2 separate regions of the Mus musculus genome follow, and region 2 is linked to region 1. Evidence: chromatin loops called from intact Hi-C (ENCODE). Cell type or tissue: left cerebral cortex. All regions are shown on one strand. Links, peaks and the distances in the headings refer to the core of each region. The heading gives the core; the rest is flanking DNA.

Evidence for each region. Hi-C counts contacts between places; a loop is a spot of excess contacts. Peaks named below come from ENCODE experiments on the same cell type or tissue, not always from the same donor. Only the 100,000 strongest peaks of a DNase experiment are listed, where the experiment ranks them.
Region 2: it touches region 1 in a loop (2.6-fold over the local background); 5 of 42 quality-filtered maps call a loop at or near these places.

The regions. Positions count from the first base shown.
Region 1 is chr16:25,457,362-25,473,836 of GRCm38, forward strand. No RefSeq gene overlaps it. Among named protein-coding and RNA genes, the nearest start is that of Tprg, 180 kb to the left of the region's middle. In left cerebral cortex, for the core only: no CTCF peak of the experiment used is centred there; DNase peaks (open chromatin) are centred at 7,528 and 8,407; H3K27ac peaks cover 986 bases.
Region 2 is chr16:25,515,486-25,531,960 of GRCm38, forward strand. No RefSeq gene overlaps it. Among named protein-coding and RNA genes, the nearest start is that of Trp63, 160 kb to the right of the region's middle. In left cerebral cortex, for the core only: no CTCF peak of the experiment used is centred there; DNase peaks (open chromatin) are centred at 9,049, 11,531 and 11,701.

The sequences.
Region 1 (16,475 bases), core at 4,504-12,503:
TCATCCAGAAGTACTGAGTCCTGTGATGTTTGCTCCACAGGAGATTAATAATATAAAACAAAACATTCATTTAAATGAAGGCTATTCTCATCATATCTGTTGAGACCTGCTTCCTAGCATAGCTGTAGCCATTTTGTTCCATGCCCACCAGTTATTTCATAGTGTTGCTTTAATATGCCTGCCAGTCATTGACACAGAAAAATAACTTGACTCAGTGCAGGGTCATGCTGACCACATACTTTGTTATGTTCTGTATGTTATGAGGAGTGTTAATCTTAAGAAATTTCACAACCATAAGCTTCACATAGGACTCATCAAATCAAAGGTCAATATGAACTGTTATGTCTAAATTGGCTTGAGTTGGAGCTGACCACTGGGCAGCAGTTCCAGCATCTGCATATGAGCCCATTGTGCTTTGTGTAGTTTTAGCATTTATAAGGTGGCCCTGAGAAATGTCCAGCATGCAGCTTTGAGCTGTTGACATGATAGATCAGTCTTGGGGTGTGTGTTCAGCAAATCATCCCTGTTTAACTAAGATCTGTGTTCATGCCATTTGTGGGGTGACTCCTAGACTCCAACAATATCCTTTGGGTTGAATATTGAGTTAAAGACTAGTCATACACATCCTAGACTATGCATGCTTGGTCATCTTCTTTCCTGCCATAGCAATGGCAAAGGGCTTGGGACAGCAGTTTGTAGGCCTAGGAAAAATCCCCTTCTCAACAAGAGATGCCAACCAAAGTAATGGAGAACATCTGGCAAAACCTTTGTAACATCTGGATTAGACAAGAAACTTTGAGGGCAAATTATATACAAGAGTCTGTTCTTATAAACCAAGATTCAGTAATAAGGAAAAGAAAAAAGACTTCTACTTCAGTGACATTTTGTTCATGGAGAGTGGAGAGTGTGAGCGGGCAATGAACAATATGCACAACAAAAGAACACATATGGGTGGAAAGTTCTATGGGAAAAATGTTGAGAAGAGATTGCTGGAGGGGAGTAGATAATTTTAATTTCAGCCAAGGCTGAAGTCTTCAACTTACTGAAGGTGAAATGGAACCAGAGCCCAGCTGGAAACAATGGTCACAAGGCTGGAGATCAGCTGCCTTGCCTTTTGTGCTGGAGGCACTAAGAAGGACAGAGAAATCATGGCTTGGTCAAGAAGCCAGAGTAGCAAATAGCAAGACGCCAGGGTCAGTTGTGCCCTGTGCACTCAGATACAAGACATCGTATGTGTCATATACATGGTTGATCTCTGAATGTTTGGAAGCCAGGCAGGAGTGATGTTGTTTTGTGAGAATAGAAGTGGTTGGTGAGAAAAAGAAGAGTCAAAGATAACTTCAAATTCGGGACAAAAAATGACTAGAAGGATAAAGTGGCCATTTACAGTGTGCAAGTCTGAGAAGAAGTTTGGGTTCTATGATGCCAAGACTTGTCCTGGGACAGGTTCTGCATGGGAGGGGATGCAAACTGTAGTGACACAGGGAAGGGTCAATGAGGAGAGAAAGCAGGTTGGCACAGGAGCATTCTTGCTCCCTAGGTAGAAATGAAATCAGCTAAGACTAGCTTACTTACAGATGTTTCCCCCAGAGTGTAACACATGCCTCTCAGAGCTTGGATGCATTCTTGAAAAGAGAGGGGGTAAAAAATCACAGTTAAAATTTAAGGGTACAAAGATCTCCAAATATTGATTATTTTTGCCATCAGACTTGGGGGCTAAAATAAGTATTACAGAGTAGTAAAGTATGGATTTTTATTTATTTTGGTTTTATTAATTAGCAGTATCATATGTGTTGTATTTTACTGTGTTTTTTTATCTTTTGAAATTAAAATATAATTACAACATTTCCCACCCCCACTCAATTTCCCCTTCATCCCTTCCAATATATTCCTCTTGCTGACTTTCAAATTCATGTCCTCTATTTCTTTCTTTGTTCACACACACCCATACACACACATACACACACACACACGCACACACAGACACAGACACCAATTCCCAAGTATATAAATATGACTTGCTCTGTCTCTAACATGCTACCTGTATGTCTATGATTTCAGGGCTGACAGCTTGGCAATGAGTGGTGGGCTCTTCCCCGAGGAAGACTGTTTCTCCTGCTCTGAAGATTTCTTACTTTCTTATAGTTCTTTGTTTAGTGTTGAAGATCCCTGAGACTTCCTCCTCCATACTAGCATGCTGACTGGGACACTAGCATGCTGACTGGGACACTAGCATGCTGACTGGGACACTAGCATGCCGATTGGGATATCTTCAGCAATGGGGACTTCCCCTGGAAATAGCAGCAGTCTAAAATGTTTGAGGAATTTTTGAGATACCCTGAATCAACAAATCAAAGGAATTTTTATTTCTGTTTTTTTTTTTAAATAGTCTATTGTTCCTTGGGAGAACATTGTCAGTCTAGAAGGTACATTTTATTTAAACTGTATGGAGCTACACAGCCTTATATGTATTACATATGATTTTAGGAAAATAGACATTAATGATGTCTTATGACTTCAGATATTCCTATTGTGATTTTGCCTTCTCTCCCATTCTGAGTTTATTTCCCTCCCCATGTTTTGTTTTGTTTTTTATTTTCCCTTTAAATAACTTGCACCCTTCCCTTTCCCTCAGCATTGCTCCCTAACCCGTAGTCTCCATTTCATTTTCTAGCTCCTGCAGTTGTTCCTGGCTATATACTTACATCTAAAGATCTGGATCCAGGAACTCAATGATAAGAGACAAAATGCTATGTTTGTCTTTCAGAGTCTAGCTGGCCTCATTGAATAAGATATTTCCCAGTTCTGTTTCTTACCTGCAAATTTTATGATTTTCCTTTTTGCAGCAGACTAATATCCCATTGTGTATAATCCCACATCTTCATTCATCAAACCCAATCCCGAACAGACTGTTTAAATGGGAGGATAACATGATGAACATTCAAGAATAGTGAAATGGTAAGCTGAAAGGCATATTTGAAGACAGAATAAAACGAGAGAGAGAGAGAGAGAGAGAGAGAGAGAGAGAGGTGAACCCATGCCAGCTGAGGTGGAGGTATAGAATGAGGTCGGTTTTGTGTTCTGAATGGCCACCTAAAAATTGAGTGCAAGGGCTCAATTTTTGAGTGGCATTGACAGGCAGAAGTTTGTTTAGAGAAACATAAGTCAACATTCCCCAGAGGAATAACTTGCTGAAGATTCAATGTTGTCATCATCAGCTTCCTCTATCTCAGAAACACTCAACTGTGGGTCATGACCCCTTTGGGAAACATCTATCTCTAAAAGTATTGGTATTACTATTCATAACAGTAGCAAAGTTATAGTTATGAAATAGCAGTAAAAATAATTTTATGGTTGGGTCACCACTATATGAGGAACTATATTAAAGGTCGAATGAAGCATTAGGAAGGTTGAGAACCACTGATCTATCTGAACAGAAAGTCTAACAAACAGATTGTACTTGTATTCTTTGGCTCTAAATGATGAGTTCAGACTAACGTAGAAGTTACATGGAACCATTTTGGCAAGGTAAAATAGCCAGTGTTGTTCAACAATGTGCATAATCCTCCTCTAAGTGGCAGAGAGCTCTATTGAGAAGCAAGCCATGGCCATTTGGCAGGGACCTAAAGAACGATCCAGCATCAGGCCCCTTCTGAACCTGAACTTGTACTGGCCAGTAGAGGCAAGGAAATGGAGACAGTGATGTCTACAAAGGATCATCAGGGAATGGGAAGGAAGAAAAATCAAAACAAAAAAACAAAAAGTAATTTTCTGCTAACCTGAATTGTCAAATAGTAAATACCATATGGTCTAGTGTAGACTTCTACTGCCTGTCTTGACCAGAAGATTTGGTTTTATTTTAAAGACATAGACTTAAACGTTGCTTATATAAGTAAGGGATAGTTTGCCATGGAGAATTCTCAGAAATGGGTTCTCGGTCTTACCCTATAAACAAACAGAAAAGGACAGAGAAGTATTTCTAAGGGAGGTTTTAAAGGATCAGAAACTGGGGTTGAAGAAAAGACGGTAAAGCTGAATTTTAATGTGGAGTGTCATTTTTCAAATGTCTCCTAATTATATTGCAGAGCATGTTGAAAAGGGCCAAAATATTAATGTGCTTAACACCAAGGCAGTTATGTGATTATTGTCTCATGCAAATGTATCTTGGTTTCAGCTGACATCAACACTGCAAAATTGTAGTCCCTGTCCTTGGGTTGACCTCAAATGCTTCTGCAATACAAAGACTGGTTCTGCTAAGGCACACATGAAATTCAGAATGGGGATCTTGCTGTGTGCCACCCTTCTTTGAGTTTTAGAGGTTAACTGTTAGGATGTCCTCTAACCCAGAAATTTAATTTTTCATACTCATTCACTCAGCAAAGGCTTCTGTAGTACTTACTATCCAGTGTTAATCACTGTGGGAAAATAAGTTGGTTGGGTATTGTTCTGTCTTCAAGGAGCTCTTATGGAAGGTACAATTCAACAGGCAACAATAAGAATATAGTGTCTATGGTGTTGTACAACAGAAGAATGGTTGGGAGCTGACATTCGCAGATTTTAATGATTGATAGAGACCAAGTATTAAGAGAGACTAAGGTGATACATACAGGGAAGGACTGGGGGATTAACTCTGGGAGAGAAAAGTGCATTTCAAGGTCTGAGAGTGAAGTAGCAATCAAAAGTGCTGTCTCTGCCTGGGGGGAAGAAGAGGTAAATGATGGAAGGGAGTCAGATTTGGTGGTCTTTAAAGGGTTTCAGAAAGGATCAGAGATCTCAAGGGACCTGACACAAAGATTTAGAGTTTTATTCTCAGGGTCCTCCAAGATACCTTCAGACTAGTAAACATGTGGTGTCAAGTGTGAATACAGTCTTTATAGAAGTGAGAAGAGAAAATCCCACCATACATAAAGTCTTGTAATGAGAAGAAATGCCACGAAGGTGTAAAGCCATAGGTCATCTGAACTATGCGACACCCTTACGCTCACTGCCTCTTTTTCTACCTTACCCACGATACCCAACAAGACTCAGAACACTGTGTTCCTCATGAATTTCTTATGCATGCTGTAGAGGATCTGCTCCTGCCCAGCTCCAGATTCCTGTCTCTATAAATACTTTCTTTCTCTTCTAGAATGGCATATAAATTGATGCATAAGGAATACATTTTGGGGGACTGACTTCTTTCAGTGAGCAACTATTTTATTTTTTAGATTTATCAGTGTTGCTATGTAAATGAAAATTTTATTTTCTACTATATTGGTAATGGCAAAATGTTAAATTTGCTAATGTAAGGTCGAATCTTTCCTTTTGTCTTATGAATACTTTAAAAAATTCAATAGACCCTGTGACCCGGGTGTCAGGATCAGGCCCCTTATATATAAGAGCAGGAAGTATAATGTGCTACAAGAGTTTTAAAAACAGCTATGAGCTTTTATATAGAAAATTTTTTTTAGGGTTTATCATACAGAAATGGCCAATGTTTTGTAAAGTATAATGGTATTTTCAGTAACATTTTAAAATAGTTTTATATTTATTCATTTTATTTTACATGTATGAGAGTTTTGCCTGCATGCATGCCCGCGAGCTATATGCATGGCTAGCACCTGGTGAGACCAGAAGAGGGTGTTGGACCCTTTGGAACTGGAGTTACAGGGGTTGTGACCTACCATGAGGCTGAAGGGAATTGATCCCAGGTCTTCTACAAGAGCATAGAGTGTGCTAAAACACTCAGCCATCTTCTCAGCTTCTGCAGTAACAAGAACCAAAAAAGGTCTCCACATTTGTCCCTTCAAATTTTTTCCCCATTCTATTCAAGGCTTCCCTTCTGTGTTCTTGCCTGTTACACTCCTCTGCTGCCAAAGATTTTTAGCTGGCCAATAGGAAGGTGTGTACATATTTCATGTGCACAGAGTCTGATCAAAAAAGAGTGAGTTATCGATTTTGTGTCTGAGTTTGCTATATAACTATCTGAAAGTTTTGAATAGCACATAGCTGACAAGATTGGACTTTTTCATTAACAATTTTGAATTTGGAGAGAGTATTAAAAAGATCACACGGGAGCTTACTTAAATGTCAGTTTCTTACAGTTCTTTCTGGATTCAGTACCACCGTATTATCCAGTTACATTTTACTCAATCACCCTTTCAAGGAGGTTTTTTTAGAGCCATCTATCCACCCTATTAACTGGCCATTGTAATTATTTTTCCATTTTATAGTTGATAGAATTTAGCCGCAGGCAGAGCAGAGAGGTCTTCCAGAGATGAAGGCAACAGCGGTACTACCAAATGCTCGCCTGCATCTTGGCATCTGCACTGTCCAGTTGTCTAAGGGCATTCACATCACCATAGCCAGAATGCCTGCTGCAGTCCTGAACTATGAATGCTTTATGGTGGATGCGCTGCTTAATGACAAGCCTTGAAATCAAATGTGCTAAGAGGAAATTTTTGATAGGATATTGGCTGGTCTCATTATTATCCATACGGTAACTCATCCACTCAAGTATTTGTGAAAATTTTCAGGAAAATCACTTTTAGGTTTTAGCCTATTTGGATAAGAGAAGGGCATTCATTCTGTGACTTTTTTTTTGATCCTTCAGTAAGAGAAAGAAAACAAGTAAGACATTATAATGGTACCCCTTGTTATTTACAGCAGGTGCTATGTCACATGTTCTGCAGGACTTAAAACACACACACACACACACACACAATGGGTATTTTAATTGTTTCTCTTTGATAGACGAGATTGAAGGCTTAAAAGGTCAGAAAACTTGTTCAAAGTAGATTGACCAATGGTAAAATTAAACTCAAACTCATGTCATTGGATACACAGCCTGCACTTTGAAACAGATCAGTGTGCCGCTTACAGAAACCCTGTAGATGCCACAGGCATGTGAGTATGGAGTCCTCTAGGAAAGGATGTCAGGCATCATGGTGACCACTAAGTGCTTCCATGTCCTAAACTAAGTGCTCTAGGTTTTGCCATGGGACCTGCTTTTGCCATGGTGACTCCAGTCTTTTGTGCCCCTTCGTTGCGCTGCTGTCAAATCTTCAGGCCCAGATCACATGGTCCTGATTTATCTCGTCTTCCTGAAACCTGTTGTCAGAATCCATTCCCCCCCCCCCCCCCCCCGTTACTCAGGCGTTATTTTATAGAGCCTCATGCCAGAGTCGACCACTTTAGTCTATGTTCTCTGAGCTTCTTAGGCGCCTCCAGAGTGAAAACAGTAAACAGTGTTCATTTGGTTATTTCCCACATGGGAAATGTTTGCCGGTTGCTGGCTGAAAAGAATGGCTTCATTTCTCAATCTGTCCAGAAACAAGCATATCTTGACCTGCCACTATAGGACGAGTTAGGTGTTTCTGAGAAAGAGTTTATTTTTCTTTTCTTAATTATTCATGGTCTTTCTTCATGGGAACTGGTTCTCCAGTCTGGCATGTGCTAACAAACAAACAAACAAACCCATTTCTGTCCTCGTCCCAGTTTTGTATGACAGAACAGCCCTTTTCTAATAGAGCCCTGGCAGAGCCTAAGCACATCTGCATGGTCTGCACTGTACGGCTGTTTTCTTCAACAATATCCCATTTGCAGCACATTAAGGATCCTGTGCTCTTTTCCATGGGGACTCAGATGCTTCCAGAGGGTGGACTACTTGCTCCTTTTACAGCTCAAATGCAGGCTCCTGTTATTTCTTTGAACATTGGTACTCAAGGGGGTAACCAAACTGTCTAAGACCGTGGAGTTCTAATTAGCCTGTTTAAAACTTCATTTCTCCGAATCATTTGCACCTAAATTAAAGTTACTAGGCTTTGCCCATGACTTTCGAATTGAATGCATCACACTTTCTCTTTACATCTAAGAGATCAGAAAGGAAACAAAAAATTGGAATTAAAAACATGGATGCTATAAAGGGAAGGATAATTCATAAGATCCACAGAGGTAAGAGAGCAAGAAGGCATACTTCCAGTATCCTCAACACCTTTAGAGCCACAGGATCAGGGCATTTCCATCTCAGCTGGAGTATTATGTTAAGTACAAGCTTCTCCAAACGCTTTGTCTATTCCATGGTCTCAGCTCTGGCTGCCTCCACAGCACCATGATGACAGCGTGGGGAGGTAGAAGGGTTCAGCAGCCTGAGGGGGATGGAAGGTATCAGAGAAGTGGGGGTTATTTCAGGTCTTGCTTCTCTAAGCCTTCAACGTCTGAGCCTCGCTTCGAGACGGACCTTCCTGTTGTGAAACACTGGAGCAGTTGTTGCGGTCTGAAGATAAACAACATTCCAGCAGTTCCCCCCACGGTCTCCTGGAGGCCGGGCTTTTCAACAGCTCCCTGGCCTTCAGGCATCCAGGAACCCAGCTTCAGTGTGGTACCTGTAATAGCATACACAGCCATAGCTTTGTGGTGCTGGTGCTCTTAAAATGGATTATGGTAATGAGTCTAGGATGAGTCCTGGGTGCCGCTGCCTGGTCATTAAGTGTAGGAAACACTAACATCCTTTGTGTAGCTTTGGAAGCCCAAACTGTTCTGACTGGAGAGTGGTGAAGAACAAGGGTTCCTTGGCCTGATGTGCAAGCTTCGCATTTTCATTAATGACTGGGCCTGAATTAGGGCTCCCTAGGGTTATATAAGGGCACGCTTGGAAACCAGATGCAAGCTGTTAACAAATTCAATCTGGCTTTATCATGAAAGGGTTGGACCGGAGGTTAGTATACCCAATAGACAAAGTGTCTCACATGCGTTTCCAGTAAGTTTGTGCTTCTTATATAGGTAGGTGTGGTTTTAAAGAGCATAAAACCACAACAAATCAAAGAATAGCTCAGACTTGCCTTTTGCTTATGGTTGAGGTTGGTTTGAGTAATGATTCATGGACTAAGAATGCCGGCTTTAGTCCCTGGCTGAGGCCTACCTGCAGTACCACCAGGATCGACCATTTCTTCAGAACACATTCTCTCACCCTATATCACTTTCTGAAGTTTTCCATTTCTATGCACACCCACCATTATAATTGCCTTCTAGATTAATGTATAAGTTCTATAAAGAACAATTAATAAACTCCATTTGAGTGATAGAATACTAAGGCTTGGGAGATATGAAATAATTTCCCCACGATCTAAGGGCTACCACCATTTTATAAATAAAACAGCTGAATTTTTGATGGCGTTAGGTGTTATAATACCTTTCAAACACACATACACAGACACACAGACACACATACACACACAATTACTTTATGATTGCACAGGGGTATTTCAGGCAGGCAGTCCTAATTAGTGATACTTGCTTTCTTGTATGTGTGTGCGTGTGAGGTACCCAGGACACATCCTGAACTCATTACCATAATCCAATTTAAGAGCACCACACATACACACACACACACACACACACACACACACACACACACACTCACACATACACACACACTCACACATACACACACACACACACATACACACACACACATACACACACACATACACACACACACACACACACGCACACACACACACAGAGAGAGAGAGAGAGAGAGAGAGAGAGAGAGAGAGACCTCCTGCTCATCTATCTTTAGCACTACAACACCATTACCATTATTAGATCTTGCTAACACTTTTATGCCATATCTACAGAGCTCCTTTTGTGATTCCCCAGAATCTGAAGGTGTAAGCTCTTTTCAGTGGAGTCCCCTGTTAGGAAAATTGCCTCTGTGCTCTTTGAACGTTACCCCTTGAGTTGTCATTATCTGCAAGGTTTAAGGGCAGATTTTGAGTTGGGTAGTAGCAATGTAAACCACCAGACAGCCATTTTCCTTTTTGACGCTTTGCCTCTGGGTATTTAAAGGATGGAAATAAGACAAGATGGAAGTTCCCTTGGGAATTCAGGCTTCTCACTAACACAATGAGAAACGCGAATGACAAAAGGTCCTCATCCGAGCACAGTGAAATGGCCCTTCACGTGTAAAGCGCCTAGCACAGTTCTCCATAGAATCAATACTACAGTGAGAATTATTACTTCTTCCCTTAACACCAATGTTCCTAAATCAATTATGTTATGTAATTTTAGTATTGTGTCTCTTGGCAACTGAGAGTCTTCTTGGATGTGCTGAGAGAAAAACCACGTGGGCAGAGCATCATATGAATCCAAAATGCAGGTTTCTGGACTTACAAACTCTCTTCTAGTCTTCCTTTGAAGTAGGTTCTCTGTTAGTGATTTTGTCACTTTCTTCCACATGGAGCTATAATACCACTGGTTCTAGGGCACAGTGCACCTGTCTTCCCCAAAAGGAAGACTGATCTGTCTGTGCCAGTTCATACAGACTGAATCACCAGAATTATCTGGAAACTAATAAACCAATACGGGAAAGGATAGTGGAGCTAGCCATGCATGCCATGTAGATATTTGAACTTAGAACCCTTATGTTAGTAATTGATGCCTCTGATTCAACTAAGCCAACCAACTTCATGTCAAAGACATCATTGATAGAGATAGAAAACCCAAACCAAAAACATGTTAAGTAGCCTCTGGGCGTCAGAGAGCAGTTACTTACCATGGGTTAGAGATCTACAGAAAAACTAGAGTTACTGACTACATGTCTGGATGCTAAGTCATTATATCATTGGTGTCTAAAAATTGGAATCAAGGAATAGAGAATGCATTTTTATACATAATCAACTGAGCTACCTTCAGGCCCAAATTTCCAAAGCTTCTCTGGACACCTGTGTGGAGCTTAACTATTTGAAAAATGTTTTCCATTCTTTGCTGGCATATACTGTTGGAAACAATTTAAATGGCCTTAGGGCTGAGGTCACTACCCTCATGCATCACCGATGCATGGCTGGGGTATGTGTTGGATACCATGAGTCAGAATTCGTGAGTTTTGAGGTTAGTCCATGTGGATTTAGCTGGTCTAGTGCCTAAGCCATGGGTGATAGAGATCATATATTTTCCTGCCACAGCAGCTGTGTTTGGAGACTTGGGCTTCCTAAAAACAGAACATGGGTCCTGCAGGATCCTGATGGATCAAGGTGTGATATTTGAACTCGGGTGGCAGATGTATGCAGAACCCTGCAGAGGCTGAGCTGCATCCTGCACACAGCAGAGAAACCCAGGTGATGGTGTACCAGAGTCTTGCCCATGTTCTCTGACCCATCAGGTCTGATGGGGCTAGGAAATACGTATTTGTCTTTTTGTGATAGCAATGCCACTGCTCAGAGGTCATAGTTAGTCACTGGCATCAGCACATTATCTTGAAGCACATGGTGACATTCAGTTATTTGAATGGAATATCAAGAATTCTGGGAGCTTCGTCTGGGATTGTTTTCAGGGTGAGGACTTTGGCTTTCCTCTTTGGGTCAACTTGGGTCTGTAAAGATCTGGCCAGTACTTAGGAAGGCATTTGATATTCTCGTTTTAATGTAAACACTTCCCACCTGTCCCAAGCATGCGTGTCCTTTTCCAAGGGCTCCTCCAGCATTTCTGACATTGGCGGGAGCCTAATCTGGCTCCTCCCTCCTCTCCCCCTCTCTCCTGGCCTGCAACTGTTCTTTTCACAGCTGTGGTTGTTACGGTTCTGTTTGCCTCTCTCTCTCTTCATGCCCAACCTCTCACCCTGCTGCCATTAAGATCAAAATACTCTGTTTTTATTTATTTACACCACAGCTGTCAGTGTTGTGTCTGGGTCACTGTAGGGCAACTTGCAGAGAAACGTGATCCATGAGGTGTCCTTAAAACTGCAGATACTTGGAGTAAGCAGTGTACACACATGTGTGGGCAACACACACACACACACACACACACACACACACAGAGCGAGAGAGAGAGAGAGAGAGAGAGAGAGAGAGAGAGAGAGAGAGAGAGTCAATAATGCTCACCTTCCTCTTCTCCTGGAGTGGTCTCAGGATAGATGGCTCAGTGCTGTGTGTCAGGGAGGCCCCAGGAGGAACAAGGCTTAAAGGTCCTTGAAATTTACATCAGGCCATTTAAAGGTATTGGACAATCCTGAGTATGTAAAGCCTTGTCCCCAGAAAAGAAGCCATTGTTCTTTGGAAAGAGCTCTATATTAGGAGTCACAAGACTGAAGTTCTAATTTTGGCTGTGCCACTAACAAGATGAGTGACCTTGAACACGTTCCCCCCTCCCCTCTTTTAACTCTATTCCATCCTTGGTTGAAGACAATGGCACTGATGATCTCCCATCACTGGTCTTCAGTGTTTAAGTTATAGTGTTTTTTTTTTATTAGATATTTTCTTTATTTACATTTCAAATGTTATCCCCTTTCCTAGTTTCCCCTACGAAAATCCCCCATCCTCTCCTTCCTCCTCCTGTTTCCCAACCCACCTACTCCTGCTTCCCAGACCAGGCATTCCCTTATACTGGGGCATAGAACCTTCACAAGACCTGCCATTGATGACTGACTAGTCCATCCTCTGCTACATATGTAGCTAGGATCACGAGTCCCTCTGTGTGTTTTCTTTGATTGGTGGTTTAGTCTCAGGGAGCTCTGGGGTTACTGGTTAGTTCATATGTTGTTCCTCTTAGGGTACTGCAAATCTCTTCAGCTCCTTGGGTACTTTCTCTAGCTCCTTCATTGGGGACCCTGTGCACCATCTAATGGATGACTGTGAGCATCCACTTCTGTATTAGTCAGGCACTGGCAGACCCTCTCAGGAGACAACTATATCAGGCTCCTGTCAGCAAGTTCTTGTTGGCATCTGCCATAGTGTCTGGGCTTGGTGGTTGTTTATGGGATGGATCCCCAGGTGGGCCAGTCTCTGGATGGTTGTTCCTTCAGTCTCTGCTCTGAACTTTGTCTCTGTAACTCCTTCCATGGGTATTTTGTTCCCCCTTCTAAGAAGGATTGAAGTATCCACACTTTGGTCTTCCTTCTTCTTGAGTTTCATGTGTTTTGCAAATTGTATCTTGGGTATTCTGAGCTTCTAGGATAATATCCACTTATCAGTGAGTGCATATCATGTGTGTTCTTTTGTGATTGGGTTACCTCACTTAGGATGATATCCTCCAGATCCATCCATTTGTCTAAGAATTTCATAAATTAGTTGTTTTTAATAGCCGAGTAGTGCTCCATTGTATAAATAAATGTACCATATTTCTGTATCCATCCCTCTGTTGAGGGACCTCTGGGTTCTTTTCAGCTTCTTGCTATTATAAATAAGTGTTTTCAAGACTGTCCTGAGTGTTTGAGACTGGTGGTCCCGCATAATGATCTAGAGTTATTTATAGGACATTTCTGAGCTTCTTGCTGGAATTACAAAACTAGACACTATAAGGAAAAGATTAGTACAGGAGCCTGACATAGCTGTCTCCTGAGGGCCTCTACCAGTGCCTGGCAAATACAGGAGAGGATGCTCACAATCAGACATTGGACAGAGCACAAGTTCCCCAATGAAGGAGCTAGAGGAAGTACCCGAGGAGCTGAAGGGATATGAAGCCCCATAGGAGGAACATCAGTATGAACTAACCAGTATGCCCAGAGCTCCTTGGAACTAAACTACCAATCAAAGAAAATACATGTTGGAACTTGTGGTTCTAGCAGTATATGTAGCAGAGGATGGTCTAGTCGGTCATCAATGGGAGGAGAGGCTCTTGGTCCTGTGAAGGTTCTATGACCAAGTATAGGTGAATGCCAGGACTGGGAATGGGTGTGGGAGCCTCGGAGAGCAGGGGGAGGTGGGTGGGGATAGGGGATTTTTGGAGGGGAAGCTAGGAAAGGGGATGACATTTGAAATGTAAATAAAGAAAATACCTAATTAAAAATTATGAAAACTCAAAAAAAAAGAAGAAAAGAAAAGAAAAGAAAAAGAGAGAAAGAAAGAAAGAAAGAAAGAAAGAAAGAAAGAAAGAAAGAAAGAAAGAAAGAAAGGGAAAAGGAAAGGAAAAGGAAAAGGAAAAGGAAACGGAAATGGAAACGGAAATGGAAACCAAAACGAAAAAGAAACAGAAAAAGAAAAAGACAAAAAGAAAAAGAAAGAGAAAAGGAAAAGAAAAAGAAGAAGATTAGAGATACTCCACAGTAAGGCAACCAAGGAGGCTTCACAGTAGGTAGCGCATCTAAGGTAGATCTGCAAGAAGCCTCCTGGTGAGTGGTCATCCCATCAGGGGTGAGAAAAGCACTGAATAGGAGCAGTTACATGAAAGAAACTCAGAAAGCCAAAGAAACCACATGAAACAGAAGGAAAAGGACTAGACTCTTTACATCTTTGCAATGTTATGTCATTCAGATCTGTCTTCTGAGTACAACCAACTTTAAGGAGGGTTAGGAGAGTCAGGTAGCATTCATTCATGGAAGGGACACAGCAGCGTGTGGACCAGATGAGCTTGGTGCAAATCTTTAGTTAAATCACACAGTATCCTCACATTTCTAGGTTGCCCTGCTGAAGGGACAGTCACACATGAAAATTCCATTTGCTTACTTTTTCTGGAGAGTCTAATTACTGCAGAGGTTTTGATTAGTTTTTGCATAGTATTTTGTTTACAAATTTTAACCTACAATGTATTTGTTTATTTCTTTAGAACACCAGGACACATCTCAGAAACATCAGTTAGAATTCAGTCATCCAAAGAATAAGTCAATATGTCCAGATAACGTCCAACGAAAAACAAACTCTAAACTTCCTATGATGAAAAATATTTCAGTAAAAATGTGTGCAACATTTCTCCAGCAAGTCTTTATTGATCAAGAATTGCTAGACTGGGTAAACTCCTGGAACTCTTAAAAAGAGTAAGAATGATTTAATTAAAGTGTTTCATTTTATAGAAGTAATTGACATAATTTGCCTAACAGTTCAAAGTAGGAGATTATACTAATACTAAAATATCTCATCAGGTGCTATGCCAAGACCTGCTGACACAGCTTAGTAACAATAACAGTTAAACATGTACATCGGTGTTTTGAAGAGTACCTATCACCAACAGTTTTTGCCTACTGTGCGTGAAGTCTTAGCTGGTGTCCCAGCAAAATCCTATTAATACCTATCTGACAGCCTGCGATGTCTCTGAATCTTTCTCTTATTATTTGTTAAATTATGAAACCTTTTCAGGGACAATTTTTCCCTACATTCAGATTCCATAATTCTAACTTGAACATTATGCAAATATTCAGAGTAATATTGATAAAATGGATCTCATTATCACCAAGGTGATTACCGATCACATAAATTTCGATTTGTCTCTTTGCTAATTGATTAATGTATTTTACATGCCATTTTTTTGTGCTTTTTAAACTTCAAATGCGTATGTATATTCTCATCAATATGCAGTGGTTTGGGATTTTCATTTACAGAAAGCTGCCATGTAGGAAATAAAAAAGTCTGATTGGTGGTAAAGCTGCCTAACTGTATTCAAGGACTTTTTAGTACCTTTATGTCGTTGTTTATAAAACTGACACAATTTTTGCTTTGGGTGAATTTGGCTCAATAGACAGTAAGAGGAATTTCATGGCCCCAAAACACCCTTGGAGAGTAGACTAAAATTTCTTCCTAAGTAGCTTCAAGCTGGAATGAATCTCTTAGTGAATTCTTTCCGTCTCCAGTTCTCATGATTCTGCAATAACTACTTCCTGAACATAAAAATAGGTGGCCGATGGGCCAGTGGAATGGTGGCTGCCTTCCACTCAGAGAGAAATGTTCTCTTCAGGGTGAGCAGTCCACGGAGCTGGGTATACATCCAATTCTCAAGGAGGTCTCTTCTCCCTCAAGGGAGCTACCTCTTAGCTTCCTTATGAGTTGCTTTCCCTCCGAGGGATTGATACGACCAAGAACGCTGAGGTACTCGTGTATTCTCAGAAGGGAAAGGTCCTCTAAAAATATGGATTGCCTTGACCTGGCCTCAACAGGCTGGTACTTTATCCTCTTCTCCCTACCCCACCCCTGAATCTATCTTCAGTAAGAGTGGTATCCAAATATAAAGTAGATGGGTCGAATCCCATTCCACGGGATCTTGACATTTCTGTACTTAGAAGAGGATAAAGCAGCAGTGTGCTTTAAGTGGCCTAAACAAGGGCTGCAGAACAGCTGCTCTTACTTCCAGCAGGATCCCTCAGGCCTTAGGGAAACCGGCAGACGAGGGTCACCTTGACAAGTCCTCTTTTCCCAAGCATTTGGAGATCAGATGTACATAATGCTTAAGGTGAAACTCTGACAGAGGGAACCAAAACAAAAACAAGGACTCAAAACAATAACAAAAGTCTTTCTTACCCCCTCCACCTTAAAAGAAATGATTCGTTTAAAAACCTAGCACCACAAGGTTCAATGGGTTCTATTCATCACCATACATTTTCTAACTTTTTTTATAACTTATTTAAGTCAACTGTCTCTGAGCTTATCAGGTTTTTCGATGTTCAGAATTGACACAGTTATTAAAAGTGGTTCATGCAGATTCTGGTGACAGTATTAAAAATTAAGATATGAGCATAGAAGCTTGGTTTGCCATATTAGGCTTAAAATTATAGTGGTGGACTTAGCAGTTTAAAG
Region 2 (16,475 bases), core at 5,342-13,341, 59 kb after region 1:
CATGCCCCTATTATTTTTATCTCTGTCTCTCTACCTGCCCTTAAACTTCAGTGGTTAGTTCCACCTAGCCAGACATTCATGATCACCTGCCTGTAGAGGTGGCCACATGCCCCAACTCCCCCTTAGACCTCAGATGTTTGCTGTGTTCTTCTTCCTCTAAAGCATGGCAGAAAACCTCCCCTCTTCTTCCTTGTGTCTGCCTTTTCCATCCTGGGACTCAGAGGTCCCTCTTGTACCTACTTCCCAGCAATTATCCCCTGGTTTTCTTTATTGACAAATCAAGAAGCAACTGGGGAATAGGACCTTAGCATCAGAAGCTGGGGAGATTTATATTAAGTGAGGTAACTCAGATTAAGAGAGGAAAAATTTCATCTTCTCTCTCATATGTGGATCCTAGTTCATAATAATTATGTATATGCATATAAGTTGGCATGAGTATGGGCTATGAAACTAGAAAGTTGGCCAGAAGTAAGAGGGAGGAGAGGGGGAAATAAAAAGGGGATGGAGAGGATACGTGGGACATGGAAGCAGAAAGAGGCTATGGGGATGGTGGGACAGTACAAGAGGGTGTTAGGGGTATAGGGACAAAGACCAGGGAAGGCGAATCAGCAACACAACTATTGTTTTAAAAGTAGTGTAATAAAATATAATACTGTATATGCTAAGTGCAGAAATATTAAAAGTTTAGTTACAATATTTATCATACCTTCCCTATACATATTGTAGCAACAACAAACAAGTAATTAATGATTAATGTCATTGTTATAGAGGGAACAGAAATCTCCCTGTAATGGGAAAATAGAAAGTGTATAGTAAATATACAGTCTATACTGCTATGTCAGGAAACACGTGGATGAAAATAGACTGACGCCTCCAAAGAGACAAAGAAGGACAAGAAAGAACATATCGTTCCACACAGTAGCTGTCTGACACATGGCTTCAGGTTCAAAATCAGAACCAATTATTTGATCTCTGGCTTCCTGTGTCTTTTTATGTCACCTCCAGAGCTGTAGCAAGATGGCTGAAATTTCGATAGCTATCATACTTACTGGGGAATCATGGCATCACCCCATGAGAGATAAAAGTTTTTTCTCCTCTGATTTTAAAATACCTAGAAACTGTCTCCATTGTTCCAAGTCTGTTGACCTCATAACCTTGACATCTTTGTCAACCATCACTCTGTCTTGCCTGGTTCTGTGTGTCAACTTGATACAGGCTAGTATAATTAGACAGGATAGAACCTCAGTTGAAGAAATGTGTCCATGAGATCTAGCAGTAAGGCATTATCTCAATTAGTGATCAATAGGGGAGGGCCATGCCCATTGTGGATGGTGTTGTCCCTGGGCTGGTGGTCCTGAGTTCTATAAGAAAGTAGGCTGAGCAAACCAGGGGAAGCAAGCCAGTAAGCCACATCCCTAAATGGTCTCTGCATCAGCTTATGCCTCCAGGTTCCAACCCTGCTTATGTTTCCATCCTGACTTGCCCCAATAATGGATTGTGATATGGAAGTGTCTCCAACTTGCTTTTTGGACATGGTGTTTCTTCATAGCACATCCTGTGTAATACACCTTCTGAAGCAGGAATGAAATTAATTCTCCCTAATGGAGGGGTTGATAAATAAATGGCAACATACTTAATGGCAAAGCTGGGTGGGAGCTAAGGTTCAGTCAACAACTGGTAAATTGAAAGGCTGTGGTTTTGTGCATGCTGGCAGAAGGCGTTGGTTTGGTAGGGCACAGTTGAGGACAATTCCTCTGTGCTATGAAAACAGTCTGATATTCACAGGCCTGCTAGTGGTTGAGGAGAAGTCAACACATAGAAGGTTACAAAAGTAGGCTCGGTGGGTGGGTGGGTGGGGGCCTACTGGGCTTTGAAATGTAAAGTGACTGCCCTTTTCTTAGGGAGATAGGACCATTATATATGACTACTGTTTACAAGACTCACCTTAGACAGGAAGGACAAAGAGTGTTTTGTGATTCTGTTCAAAAGTAAAAGCAAAATACATACAAACTGTTTTAGGGTTTCTATTGCTGTTTAAGAGTCACCATGACCACTCTTATAAAGAAAACATTTAATTGGGGTTGGTTTACAGTTTCAGAGGATAAGTCCATTATCATCATAGCAAGAAACATGGCAGCATGAAGCTAGACAGTGTTGTAGGAAGATCTGAGAGTTCTGGCTACATCTTCATTCACAGGCAGCAGAAGGAGACTATACCACACTGTGGGTAGTTTGAGAATTATAAGCCTGTAGTCTCCCCTCCCCCAGCCTGAAACCTGCTTGCTCGGGGTGGAGCTTCCTGCTCATTCGTTCTACCACGCCCACTGCTGGAACCTGAGGAGCCACACACGTGCACCTTTCTACTGGACCAGAGATTATTCGGCGGGAATCGGGTCCCCTCCCCCTTCCTTCATAACTAGTGTCGCAACAATAAAATTTGAGCCTTGATCAGAGTAACTGTCTTGGCTACATTTCTTCTTTTGCCCCGTCTAGATTCCTCTCTTACAGCTCGAGCGGCCTTCTCAGTCGAACCGTTCACGTTGCGAGCTGCTGGCGGCCGCAACATTTTGGCGCCGGAACTGGGACCTGAAGAATGGCAGAGAGATGCTAAGAGGAACGCTGCATTGGAGCTCCACAGGAAAGGATCTTCGTATCGGACATCGGAGCAACGGACAGGTACACATGCTAGCGCTAGCTTAAAATTTCAGTTTTGTAAAGTGTTGCTGAGGATGCGGTAGGATACGAATTAAGCTTGAATCAGTGCTAACCCAACGCTGGTTCTGCTTGGGTCAGCAGCGTGTTAATCGGAACTAGAAACGGAAACAGGCAGGTTAGCCGCAGCTTTTTAGGAAGCTGCTTAGGTGGAAGAAGAAAGGGTTTAAAGTCATGGATCAGGCGGTAGGCCGTAGCTCTCCGAAGCTACATGAGGTGTGAGAAAAGAAAGGGTTTATTAAAAGGAATAGGCGGATTGCCCCAGTTAATAAAAAATGCATCATAAGGGAGGAAAATGTCCCAAAAAGCAGAGAGAAATATCTCTCTGGGCCTTATAGCAGGAGTACTCTGTTACCTTTTGTGTCTTGTCTAATGTCCGGTGCACCAATCTGTTCTCGTGTTCGATTCATGTATGTTCGTGTCCAGTCTGTATGAATGAATGTTCTATGTTTTGTGTTGGATAATAAAGATGGTATAAAAAACTTTATCTGCAAAGCCGAGAGCTGCCACGTGTTTCAGCCAGGAATCAGACACGTGGCGAGAGGGCCCCTGCTGGAAAAACTGTTCGTTTTAGAAAATAAGGGCGAGTGCACAGCCTCTAAGTTTCAGAGTAAAAAAGCTAATAAATGGTTCATGATTAATGTGTTTGACAATGGTAAAGTGTTTTTTATTTTATGATTGTAGCTACAAAAATTATTATTCTCTGATTGGTCTAAATGTAACTGCTTCATTTGGTTCTTTTTTATTGGTAATGTGCTCTAAGTGTTTTCACAATCAGCTCATAAGTTGTTGGTTAAGATTAATAATTGTTACATTGCTACAGATGGTTAGTGTTAAATTTGATAACTCAAGTTTAGAGTCCTTCCAACACATGGCATAAGGCAGCCCAAGAGGCTGGGTCTCTAAAGATATTTCTAGTTTAGGTAATAATTAATATGGTTCGTATCCTAAATAGTAAAATTTAAAATAAGATTTAAAGCAATGTCTCTTTATTAAAGCATTAAAGCTTGCTTTAATAGGTATTCATAGGTATTAATTGACATCCAAACTTCGTAATATGATAGTAATGCTTCTAATATTGATTTTAAAGATAATAAATTGTTTTAAACTTGGGTTTTGCTTTCCCAAGGTTACAGGTATTATCCTAACCTTGCACAAAAACTTAAAAATTATGGTTAAAACTGCTATTGTTCCATTGACTGCAGCTTGCAGTTTGACTTCAAATTTAAGATCTTTAATTCACCTGTATACTGTAATTAAGATAATTACAAGAGTAATCATCTTATGAGAGCGCTCATACAGCTCACTTCATACAAAACTGTGACAGAGTTATCTAGTTATGTTTGTCTTTGTGAATAGATTAGACAAACAGTTTGGTTATAGTTGCTGCCTGGCAGGAAACTGTAGTACAGGCAATTTTTTCACAACACTAAAGTTGTGAAGAACGTTTTAACTGTAAGTCATCTTAAGAAAGAGTATCATAATTTAGAGGCGTAGACAGTTATATTGTTTCTCTAAAATCGGTCCTTATTACAGGAGGGCCAAGATGCTCAGATTAAAAAGTATTTCACGTTTGAGTCAATGCAGGGCTCTGGGCAGCCCCAGAGCGGCTTGTGGCCTTTCTTTTGTTTTGCAAACAGTGCCTGAAAAAAAAAAATTTTTTCCCTGTGTTCAAGAGAAATTCTTTTTAACAGTGTTGCAGATCTATTCAGATGTTTAAAATAAGACTTAAATTCAAAGAGTTTTGCTTCTAGTGAACTGTAATCACTAGAAAATTTTGCCTCTAAGTATGGCTAATGTAACTTTACATTATGTAAGAAAAAATTTTATTGTTTCTGCTTCTATACAAGAAGCAAAGAGTTTTAATCTTTCAGTGTATATTGTTTCCTAAGTGAAAAGTATTTTATTAACTAATGCTTCTTAAAGTTTACCTTAAATCCTTGCTCTCACCCAAAAGATTCAGAGACAATATCCTTTTATTACTTAGGGTTTTAGTTTACTACAAAAGTTTCTACAAAAAATAAAGCTTTTATAATTGTTATTAATTGGTAATTAAAAATTGGTTGTGCCCAAAACAATTCTTTGGCCAAAAAGAAAACATTATTGTAAAGTCATTTTTCTCATCCTCCCAGCCAATCGTTGGCCCACGTGGGCCCAACTAGCTTCTGTGGGGCGGAGTCTTAAGACACAGTTTCCCCTGTTCCAGCACAGATGATCTAGTTGTGTGCTGTAGATGGTGTTTTAAAATGCTGAACAATCAAACCTTAATTTGTATATTAATAGTCAATGCCATATCTCTGAGCTCGCAATTGCTTAAATTGTTCATCCCTCAGATACTATTAATTCTCAAATTTACAATTGCTTATGCATATTTCTAGTTAATAAATAAATTATGCACATGTAACTCTTAATAACTTTACAAGCCTTCTAGTTACAACTGCTCCTTAAGAAAATTGATTGAAAGTGCAATTAGTCACTGCCCCTTTACAGCCATGTATTTAAAATATTTTGTCAACTAGTTATTAATTCAAAAGTAGGTATTGTAAAATTTTAAAACTTTAACTTCTTAAAAGACAAAAAAGAGAGAAATTGTATCCCCGTGCATGCTATTTAGTGCATTCCCATGCACACTATTAAAGTCTTACCTTTATTTTCAAAATCTAATATTTTAATGTCAAAGAGTTTAATAAATGCTTTATAGTATCTTAAAGGGATCTACTTATTGGCTTATAGATTAATCCTAAAACAGCTACCTTATTAAAAAAGGGAAAAACAGGTTTTCTCCACAGAACGCTGCAGAAGCATATTAATAAATTCGTGTGACGAGCTGGTAGGTAAGTTGACTCATGTCCTGATTAAATTGACTAAAAAACTAAATTAAATTCATGTTTTAGATCCATCCTTACTTGTCATTTTTCCAGTTTAGACTAGCTTCTAGCCTTTTAACTTTATGACAATAGTACATCAGAGACTGTATATTCAGACTTAGTAAAATTAGTCATTTAATAGAGTCATAATGATTTTTCTCCTTTCTTCAGTGTGACCAGCCATTCTAACTCAATCTTAGACTGGTCCTAATATTCAGTCCAATGTTAGAGATTCCTATATTCTAAATTACCTAGCAAGTTAATTAAAGAGCAATTGGTCACTTAATACCCCCTGACTAACAAATGGAAGGGTCCAGATCCAGTTCTAATTTGGGGTAGGGACTCAGTTTGTGTTTTTTCATGAGATGAAGATGGAGCGCGGTGGCTGCCAGAGAGATTAATTCGTCAGATGAACACAGATTCTGACTCTTCTGGTAAGTATCATTCTAAAGACTAAAATTCCTTTTGTGCTTAAAATTCAGCTGAGAGCAACAGCTCTCAAAGGTGTTCTCCAGCTACTCTCTGAACCAGCTCCCGACAGGAGGCCGGAGACTAGCCTCAGCTTTACAATTTGCATTTGAATAAAGTACCTAGACTTCCCGGAAAGAAGTTCTGCTTTCCTACTTTCTCACTGTCTTTCAAGATTTTGTCTTTCAAGCAGGTAAATCAACATTCCCGAGGCGGACCAGTGGATGTGCATCCCCGCCCCCCTAGAGCACACAGGTGGCAGCTGTTACCCCCAGTCTCAGGACATTTCCAGCATGTGGCTTTCAGTCTGAGTTAAAAATTTAGGTTTACCTAGAGGGCTAGAAGAGTAGATTTTTCTATATTAATAAAGATTGGTTTTTATTTTGATAGACAGGCTTAGCCCCTTAGCTGACCTCTGGCTTTTCACCCTTGCTGTTACTGCAAGGTGTCCTTAGCTCAATAGGCTGTGGAAAAAACAGGGATGAGGAGGAACGACTTCCAGCTCCTATTTTACCCACAAATCGTGGTGTTATTAACGACATAATTCTTGCTTAGGCTTTGCTAATTCTGAGGTTGATAATTCTCCTTTAGGAGCTGCACAGCACTCAGAACTGTGCATACTGGTTTGTGATTGTACAAATTCAGTATGGGCACCGCTTGGTGCAGAGATACTTACTGCAAGGGAAGGTCCGGCTTGACCATTTCTGAGTTTCCTGTGAGATAAACCCGGTTTGAAAGAGGTTGGTACCAAATTTTGGTTAAAAATAAAAAATATTCTCCGGCTCTACCTCGCCTCCCCAAAAGGTACCGAGAGCCACATGTGTGGGTTTTACCCACGGGAGGAATCGGGTCCATGTCCACCCAAGCCAAGGTTAAAAGCCCACTCATCTACGGATGAGAAAATCATTTGATCACCTCAGTTAAGCGTTGCCTTATTTAACTTAATTAATAGGGGGGAGAGAGATTGGAGACGTACTATTGAAAGGGCAAGCCTTTCACTGCCTCCCACCCAAATAAAAAAGCCAATTGGCCTTGTACTACAAGAGCCGGTCACTCCTTCTCCCTGTTTCCCACCTATCTTCCAAAAATGCGGAGGAATTCAACTTAGTGCTATTTTCACATCGTTCAGTCAAACTTAGCCAGAGTTCCAACGCCCTACTTAAAATTCAACTAGAAAGTTACCTACCAAGTACTAATTAGCATTATAAAGTCAGAGTCTGCAGCTCCAGGCCTTTCAGTTGTTTACTAGAAAGGACAGTCTTAAGCCAGATACAGTTTACCATAAGAAAGGTTAAAGAATCCCAGTGAAGCAAGTTTTTTTTTTAGCCCTAGATTCCAGGCAGAACTATTGAGCATAGATAATTTTCCCCCCTCAGGCCAGCTTTTTCTTTTTTTTTTATTTTGTTAATAACAGGGAGGAGATGTAGTCTCCCCTCCCCCAGCCTGAAACCTGCTTGCTCGGGGTGGAGCTTCCTGCTCATTCGTTCTACCACGCCCACTGCTGGAACCTGAGGAGCCACACACGTGCACCTTTCTACTGGACCAGAGATTATTCGGCGGGAATCGGGTCCCCTCCCCCTTCCTTCATAACTAGTGTCGCAACAATAAAATTTGAGCCTTGATCAGAGTAACTGTCTTGGCTACATTTCTTCTTTTGCCCCGTCTAGATTCCTCTCTTACAGCTCGAGCGGCCTTCTCAGTCGAACCGTTCACGTTGCGAGCTGCTGGCGGCCGCAATCCTCACAGTGACCCCCTTCCTCCAACAAAGCCACACCTGTTGTAACAAGGCAATACCTTCTAATGGTGCCACTCCCTATGAGCCTATGGGGACCGTTTTTTTTTTTTTTTTTTTTTTTTAAGCTACCATATCAACCAACCCTTTTCTGATGTTGTTTACTCTTTTGTGGCTCCTAAAGTTTATATAATAACAAAATTTCATATGTATACATTAAATGAAAATAAAATAAATACTTTCTAAAGGAACAAGGGGATTAATTCTGGGAATTGGGGGCATGACTAAGGAGAATATGGGCTGCATGCACACAATATATATCTTTAGAAAGATTTAACAAACTAAAAAGAGATAAGAGAAAACACAATGAAACTCATTATTCTATAATTTACAGAGCTAATTAAACACTTTAAATGAAGGAAATCTTGTGGCAAGGCCTATGCATAATTCTTTTCCTGATGGTCACTGTGACTTTTATAGCTTCAGGTTGTCTGTGAGCCAGAGAAGTGAGTGAAGGCTGGCTGGAAATACAAGAGTGTTTGGATAAAGCTCTCTCCTAAGGAAGGCCAAAAGGCAAGGTTCATGGGACAGTGTGGAACTCTGTAGCTGAGTACTTGCCTAGCATACATTAGACCCTGAGTCTGACTCCACGTTCTACAAACAATGAGCATAGGGAAATATTATTCCAGAATAAACAATGAGAAGAAGCATGGGGCGTCTGAAAATGTAGAAATTCAGAAGCCTGACTAAAAATCTTTCACAGTTATTTTTTAATATTGTCTCAGTGTCCTTAGAAAAAGTTTCTCCTGAGAAAATACACTTTGTGAATAGAAAATTCCATCTAGAAAGAAACTGTCCAGTGAATTGAGGTGTTGGGATTTTTATTAGCTTGTCTTTGGCTCTTGGAGTAATCATTGTTTGTCTAAATGAAAAAAAAAAAGTTCACTAAAATTATGTATGTACATTTTTACACCAAATTACCTGTATTATATGGGTTTATTTGTAATTTTTGAGTGGTATTTTAATCATATTTCTCTCTTCCCTTTTCTCCCTTCAAACCTTCCCATATATCCTTCCCTTCTCTCCTTCGAATTCATAGCCTATTTCATCAACTCTCATTGTATACATATATGTATTTGTGTATATATACATTTCTAAATATAACCTACTAAGTCTGCATACTGTTACATATATAAATATTTTTAGGAATACTGTCATGATTTTTCAGAATGAGTCATGATGTGTGGGAGGCTCCCCCTAATCCTTGTTAAATAGAACATGCCAATCTTTTCAGTTTTTAGATGTAAGATGGAAAAAAGTGCCCCAAAAGATAGATGTAAGCACCCACAGCTACTCTGCAGCACATCCACATGTAGAATTGTGCTTAGGCATTCAATAGTGCACTTCTTGCCCCTTCTAAATTATGCAAGAAGAATTTCCCTAAAACACTACCTCATATGAAGATGTGTGCAGAAAAACTGATGTCTCAGAAGACACTAGGTCTTCTGGTCTGGACCCATACTTACCTCACTCATGATTAACTACCCTGAGTGGTACTGGACAGGTCTTTGAGTCACACTGAGCCTGACTGTGCATTTATCTTAGTATTAGCAATTTTGAAAACATATTGCAGTCTTGATGCTGCTTTGAAGGTGAGTTGCTTTATCAAAGCAAAATCAAACCCTTTTAATACTAGAGCAGAATTATAAGACAGATGTGTCAATGTGACAAAAATCTTGTCTTGGTTAATGTTGTCAAATTGACACAAGCTGGAGTCATTTAGAAAGAAGGAATCTCAACTGAGGAAAAAAATGTTTCTGCAAGAATATGGGTCATTGTCTTAGGGCAAGGCAACATTTAATAACCGTTGGCTTACAAGTTCAGAATTTCAGTTCATTATCACCAAGGCAGGAAACACATCAGCATCCAGGTGGGCATGGTGCTGTAGGAGCTGAAATTTCTACATCTTCATCCAAAGGAAGCTAATAGCAGACTGACCTCAAACAGCTAGGAGGATGGTCTCAAAGCTGACCCTCATAATGACACACTTCCTCCAACAAGGCCACACCTTCTCGAACAGGGTTCCTAATAGTGCCATTCCATGGGCCAAGCATATTCAAACCACCACAGTAATACTGTGAGCATTTACATGATTAATGATTGATGTGGAAGGCACCTAGCCCACTGTGGCAAGTGCTACTTTTAAGCAGGTAGTCCTGAATTGTATAGGAAAGCATGAGGAGCCAGGCAGTGATCAAGTTTCCTTCATGGCTTATCCTTCAGTTCCTGCCTCCAGGTTCCTGCCTTGAGTTCCTGCCCTGACTTTCCTCGCTGATGGAGCAGGATCAGAACATTGCTAGATCCAACTAACTCTTCAGTGCTCAACAGATGCTGTTGTCTGTGATGTTTTATGACAACCATAGAAACTCTAAGACAAGCCTGAAAGTTTTAACCTTAAGGAAAGAATGTTCAATTTCTCAAATAAGTAAATGGTACAATTTCATATCTCTTCATTAATAGTCTTGTCCTTGGTTCTGATTTCCTTCACTCAAGAGTGAGAAACTAACCACTGAGAAAAATGAAGGACAGTAAGCACCACATTCTCCAAGCACCACGTGGAACTATATTGCCAATGAGACTGTTTTCAAGAGCTCTTCACAGTCCCCAGAAGAAAGGTGTCATTTTATCATCTGATGGTATTAAGATAGAAGTCTCTCCAGGACCTTCTGTTAGGGAGACTGCTTCCATTGAAAGTAAGAACATTGTGGGGGTGGATATTGGTGGGGAGGGAATCCTGAGATGATCAGATTACACATTTGCATAAGAACACTGAGAGAAATTGCCAAGCAAAAGCAAATCCATATGGAAGAAAAATGATGTCTGTTATGGTAGCAATGGACTTATTATTTTACAGTTAATGACAAAGCTTCAAAACCCGAGACTGCCACAGATATATTAATAGTACAACAGTGAATGGAACTGGCCAGCGTTTAATTCTAGGTACCAAAGTGAACAATTCCAGCAACATAGGAATTTAGAGAATGTCAGTGACAATTCTGTTTCCACGTTTTTATCCTAAATAGAAAATCATTCATTTGGACATGTCCTGGTTTTTGTTTGTTTGTTTGGTTGGTTGGTTGGTTGGCTGGTTGGCTGGTTTTGTTTTCACTAGCTAGGCATGTGATATTACAAGAGCAAATACAGGGTTCTAAGAGCCTTAATTATTAATTTGAATAATAGAAGTTTTTCAACTTACATTTGTTTTGAGAAAGAGAGACATGTAAGTGCAAAGTATTCAGTCAGAACAAGGCTATCACACAATTGTTCTTTAGTGTTTCCTTAAGTTTACATGAAGAGCATCTTTGGATTTAATGCAATTTTCAGATCACTAGAACTCTTAGGTAAGGATTATTTTCTAATATAATATTTATAATAGTTAATTTTCTGTTATAACAAACCACCTGAAACTGAGTAATGTAACAAAAAGACTTGTTCTTAGTTATAGATCTGGAAGATCTAGATATAAAATGCAGAAAATGGACTCGTGTTGTATGTTAGAACAGATAATATGACATAGGAGATTAAAACTTACATAAAGTTATAGGAGCCTGGAAAATTAAATGTTTCAACATAAAATTTGAGAAAACATATGGAAATTATGCATAGCTGACTAATACACTCAGCCAACTCCTTGGCTCTCAGTAAATGTCATAGAAAGCAGACAATTTAGTCCCAGATGCCAGTAGCTACACACCCAATTGTTAGAATATTAAAGCTCTAAAATAAGAAACAGACAAATATCTAAGAAACAAGTACAAATGATCAGTGCAATTGTTCAACTGAGTAATTCTGGATGAGAGCACTAAAGATCATTTCATTTGTAAAAAATCCAGACCGGCGGTTAGAATGAAGAGTAAATCTGTGAGACAAGTGTAGACGCTGAGGCATATTTCCTCTTTCCTTTGCCTGCTGTTTGCCTGACAGGGTTTGTTTCCATAGCTGTTAGAGTTACTGTCTATTGTAGAAGTTTATCACTGAGTGTCTAATAGCTTTGAATAAAGTCTAGAGCCTACACTGCAAATGTGTTTGTGTGTTCCTCATGCTAAGTCTAGTGGGGTTCCATGTTTGGTTAATATTCATATATCCAGAATGTGATGACGTATCATGTAGCTCATAGTAAACACCCCAGGCCCATTACAGTAAGTGGTGCTAACTGGCGATATTTAGTCTCTTCTACAAGAAAGGAAAACCACTTCCTAGTCCTGTAACTCCTATTCCTTTCCTTAAACTTTCTGACCACTAGCTCTGGAGACACTATTTCTACTTTAAAATGTGTTGGTACCTACCTTTCATATAATTTCTCTAATAATTGTGTAGCCACCATTCCACAAGAAAGGATGTTAGTAGTCTAACTATAAATACAAAGTCCCAGTGGTTATGCTAGGTGTGAAATGTATTTCTATAGGACTTCTCTTGCTTGTATCTTTAACTAAGCTTTTAGCTAAACATACACAATCTGGATGTGTATCCTTCCCATGATGCAACAGAAACAAGAACTAGGAGCCAATAATACAAAACTTGAAGTTTTGTGATGGAAAACCTGGTCACCTCTCAAACAGTTCACCATTCAATATTCCAACTTTTGTCTGTGTGAGAGATTATCTTCCTGATAGGAGCTGGCACAGATTCTAGCTTTCCAGGTCCAGGAGGCATTTGAGAAATGTCCATGATATAGAAGAGAAGTAACCACTGTTCCAGGTTATGCAAGTTCTAACTTCCTTTAGTCATCTCAGACAGCTAAATCCTTTAGTCTCTTTGCCATTTTTTTTTTCTGTTCTAATGAGGAAATTGCTGAGGAAAGTGAACTGTTCTGCAATATAAATGGGCTAAGACAATGGAGTCATAGTTGTCATGTGATTAAGCATCTTTTAAAATTCTGTAACTATTGCTATAGATTGGTTTTTTGGATCCATCTCAAAGTCCTTACATGGTTAAAAATAAAGAATAAACTTTCTGTAATAACTTTCACCTACTGCAACTACACCAGTTGAACTGTGGTTCATGGACTGAGCCACATGGGTCTTTGGGTGCTTTAGGGTTATAATTAAAAAGATGAGAAAATTAAAAAGCTGCAGTTCAATTAAAGTCTGAGTGTTTTGGGGAAGGTTGCTTAATAAGGAAAGATTTTGGCAATGGTAAATTGTGGTCTGTAATGAGCCAATTGTAGCCTCAGAATTTATCTTTCCTTCCTCATTCTCTACAAGCCCCAAACCTCCCATGTGGTCCAATCTTGGATCTGTTCACAATGTCTGTGAATCCAAGTTCATCCATCGCTTACACAATAGAAAGAACAGTCTTTTCTTTGGCTCTCGTTTTCTCCCATATGAATACCTACACCAAAAGATCATGAGCAAGAAATGTACCACTATTTGCATGTGGTAACCAATAAATAGATTCCGAGTGTCCACAAACACAGAGTTAAGTTAATTTCTTTTTATCAAGACACTATAATAGGACCATATATAACCAGAGTTCTTCTGTGTACTGATGTTTTAAAATGTCTCTCATATATATTCAAGGTGTTAGGAGATAGCTCAGTTGGTAAATTTCTTGCTGTACAAGTATGAGAACTTGAATTTGATTACCCAGAACACACACAATAACATGAGCATGCTGTTGTATACTTATAATTCCAGTACAGAGGAAGCAGAGATAGGTAGATCTCTAGGCCAGCCAGCCTAACTGGGGAGCCCCAGGTTACAGTGAATGACCCTGTTTCAAAAAACACCAAGGCTCTAAAGAAACAATACTTGGCAGCAACCTATGGTCTCCATTGGATACGCACACACATACATGCATATACCCCATACACATATATAAATACATGCTTTCAGTCATATACATACACATATATACATTCACATATGTGTACTGTATATAGTATATATTTAAGTATATATACATATTCAAGTAACATATTCAAGTATATTTGCTTATGTCAAAATATGCTTAGATGAATGTGTGGTTCATATGTATATATACATACTAAAATCCCTCAAATTCCTAAAACTAGCATTTTGCTCTTATATATCGGGGACAACAAGAACAACCAGTGGACCCCAGTTATTTTTAAACAGTGAGGGAGATGTTCCGCATGCGTATTTCCCAATAGCTGCAGAGAACTTACTATTGAAGAAAAGCTCATGTTTGCTGAAATTGAACCCATAAACCTCTTTTAACATCCGATTAACAAACTTCTTTCCGGAGGGTAGGAGAAAGAGGAGAGGTGAGGTAGGGAGGAGAAGCCTGAAGTCCGCTCAGATGTCCTGTTAAGTGGAATCTGTCTGAGCATGCTGGGCTTAAGCTGCCAAACATCTTTTCTCAAAGAAATACTGGGGTGCTACTGCGAGGGCTGATGAAATCAACCTGCCCAATTCTTTTTGTCTCCTTCCCTCTTCCACCTCCAGCACATTGTGCAAGGGAAAGTTTAAACCATCTTCCTGTCAGGTGGAAGGGGTGGGTAAGCACCAGGTGGCCATGTCCCTGTTTCTCATCCTCAGAGTGCAGCTGCTGGGACAGAGGGCCAGGCTTTGGCCTGAGGCACACGCTGTCCCTGCTCTGAGGGCTGGCTGGGCACACTGTGCTCACTTTGTATCCAAAAGCCTGGGTATTTGGACTGGGAATCCAGTTTCTTGTGCTGTGGGGGTTCAATGATTATTAGGAATGCATGGAACACATTCATTCTTTTGCAAGAAGAATCTTCCCTGGCAAGGCCAGGTCAGAAAGCCCATGGGGACTGTCCTGAAAACTCATACATGGCAAAGAGCTTTGACACACCACTAGACTGCATGGGCTCAATTCAATCTAGTCATAGACTGAAACTTTTAAGTTGATTTTAGATTGTGTGTGGTGTCACAAACAGGCAAGTTTGAAAGGCTATGTCCTCTAGACAGAATGTCTGCTTGGGTGACAGATAGACAAATCCTCTGTGTATTACTTTATTTGATATTACTTTCTCTTATTCACGCAAGGGCTGGGTTTAGGTTTGGAGAGAACCAATCATCCTTTATCATTCTAAGGTTGATACTACTCAAACATAGGTATCTATGCCTGCTGAATCCTTCACCAAGTCAATAATTGTACTTCGAGTAACAGTTGACATGAGGCATGCTAAATATCAGAATAAAGAGACTTTATAATGGTTCAGTGGCTAGCTGAAATTTCTACTTTGGTAGAAACTGCTTTCTTTCTCTGAATTGCATTTTTTTTTCTAAAACTCCACCTAGGTATGGAATTTTCACATTGCCATGAACCAGTTTTACTATGAAAGTTAGTCAAGTGTAGCCATGCTATAGATAGCAGTTGCTTAGATGAAATCAAAGAAGGAAACCTACCTACAACATCTAAGGTAGCTGTGGAATTCTGTCTTTCTCCACTATGACTGATTTTATTTGAGATGTTCCTCTGTCATGTCACTGTACCCACGTTGCTATTGAGGTTTGTGTGTGTGTGTGTGTGTGTGTGTGTGTGTGTGTTGCACTCCCCAGTGGTACACATTGACAGGCAAGCCAGCATGAGAAATATAATACCAGAAATGTGCTTCCACACATGAATGCGAAACTTAAAAGGAGCTTGACAGAGCTGCTTCGCCACTGATCGGCCCATTTTCTCTCAAACTGGCTGAGTGTTGTTGATACTTTTCGTTTCGGTGTATCTCAGTTGCCTCTTATCCACCAATGATGAAGTCCTCGAGCAAAGGAGAGTCCTCATTTCTGAGAGTCTACCAGAAGTATAGAACTGATCAAATTAGGTAATATAATATGAGTGCCTTACCCTAGGAGGAAACTACAATAGCCTGTGGTGATCAGAAAATGAACAGATATGTAGCCTAGTCAATATGTAATGGGAGAGCTCTCATTTAAGTTGTATTGGTGAAAATGGAGTTATGTTTGAATGAAACATGGAGAACTAGGATAGCAGCACTAAGTTATCAAGGTTTGAAAGGCATGTGTGTATGTGGGGGCAGGTTTGCATAAATAACATAGTCCACAAAGTGGGAAAACAATATACCCAGGCTGGTTGATGAAGTCAGATTACAGAGCGCCTTGGGCCCCGGTGTTTAAACAGAGAGACGGGTGAGAGGCAACAAGAGCCAGAGTGTGTCTGAACTTCAGGAATGTCAAGTGAATAGAAAGGAGCACAAGCCTATGAAATAGTCCAGAGAGTAGATAATAAAGGATGCCAGGTATTGTGGAACACACTTTTAATCCCAGCATTTAGGAGGTAAAAGCATTTGGAACTGAAGGTCTACCTTACATATACAGTGAGTTCAAGGTCAGCCTAAGCTCCACAAGAGCCTGTTTCTTCCCAAGTCAATGAAAAAATGTTAATGTCTATGTCCAAGTACATGATATAATTTACTTAGAGATATAAATTTCATTGGGTTATATCTACCACAGGAGCAGGATGTCTCAGACTTTGTCATTGATCAGCTGTAGGAGTCATGAAGGGAAAACAGGATGATAGAGTCAAGTTATAAAGGCATGTAGCCTGACTTAGAAAGCCACAGAGGTCATTGTGATCTGAGGTGTGGGTCTAGTTGACCTTCATGGATACAGCTGAGAGTTAATTAAACTAGCAAGACACGAGCTGCAACTCCAACTCTGTGTTTTCTTTCTGAGTTGATGATTCACTGT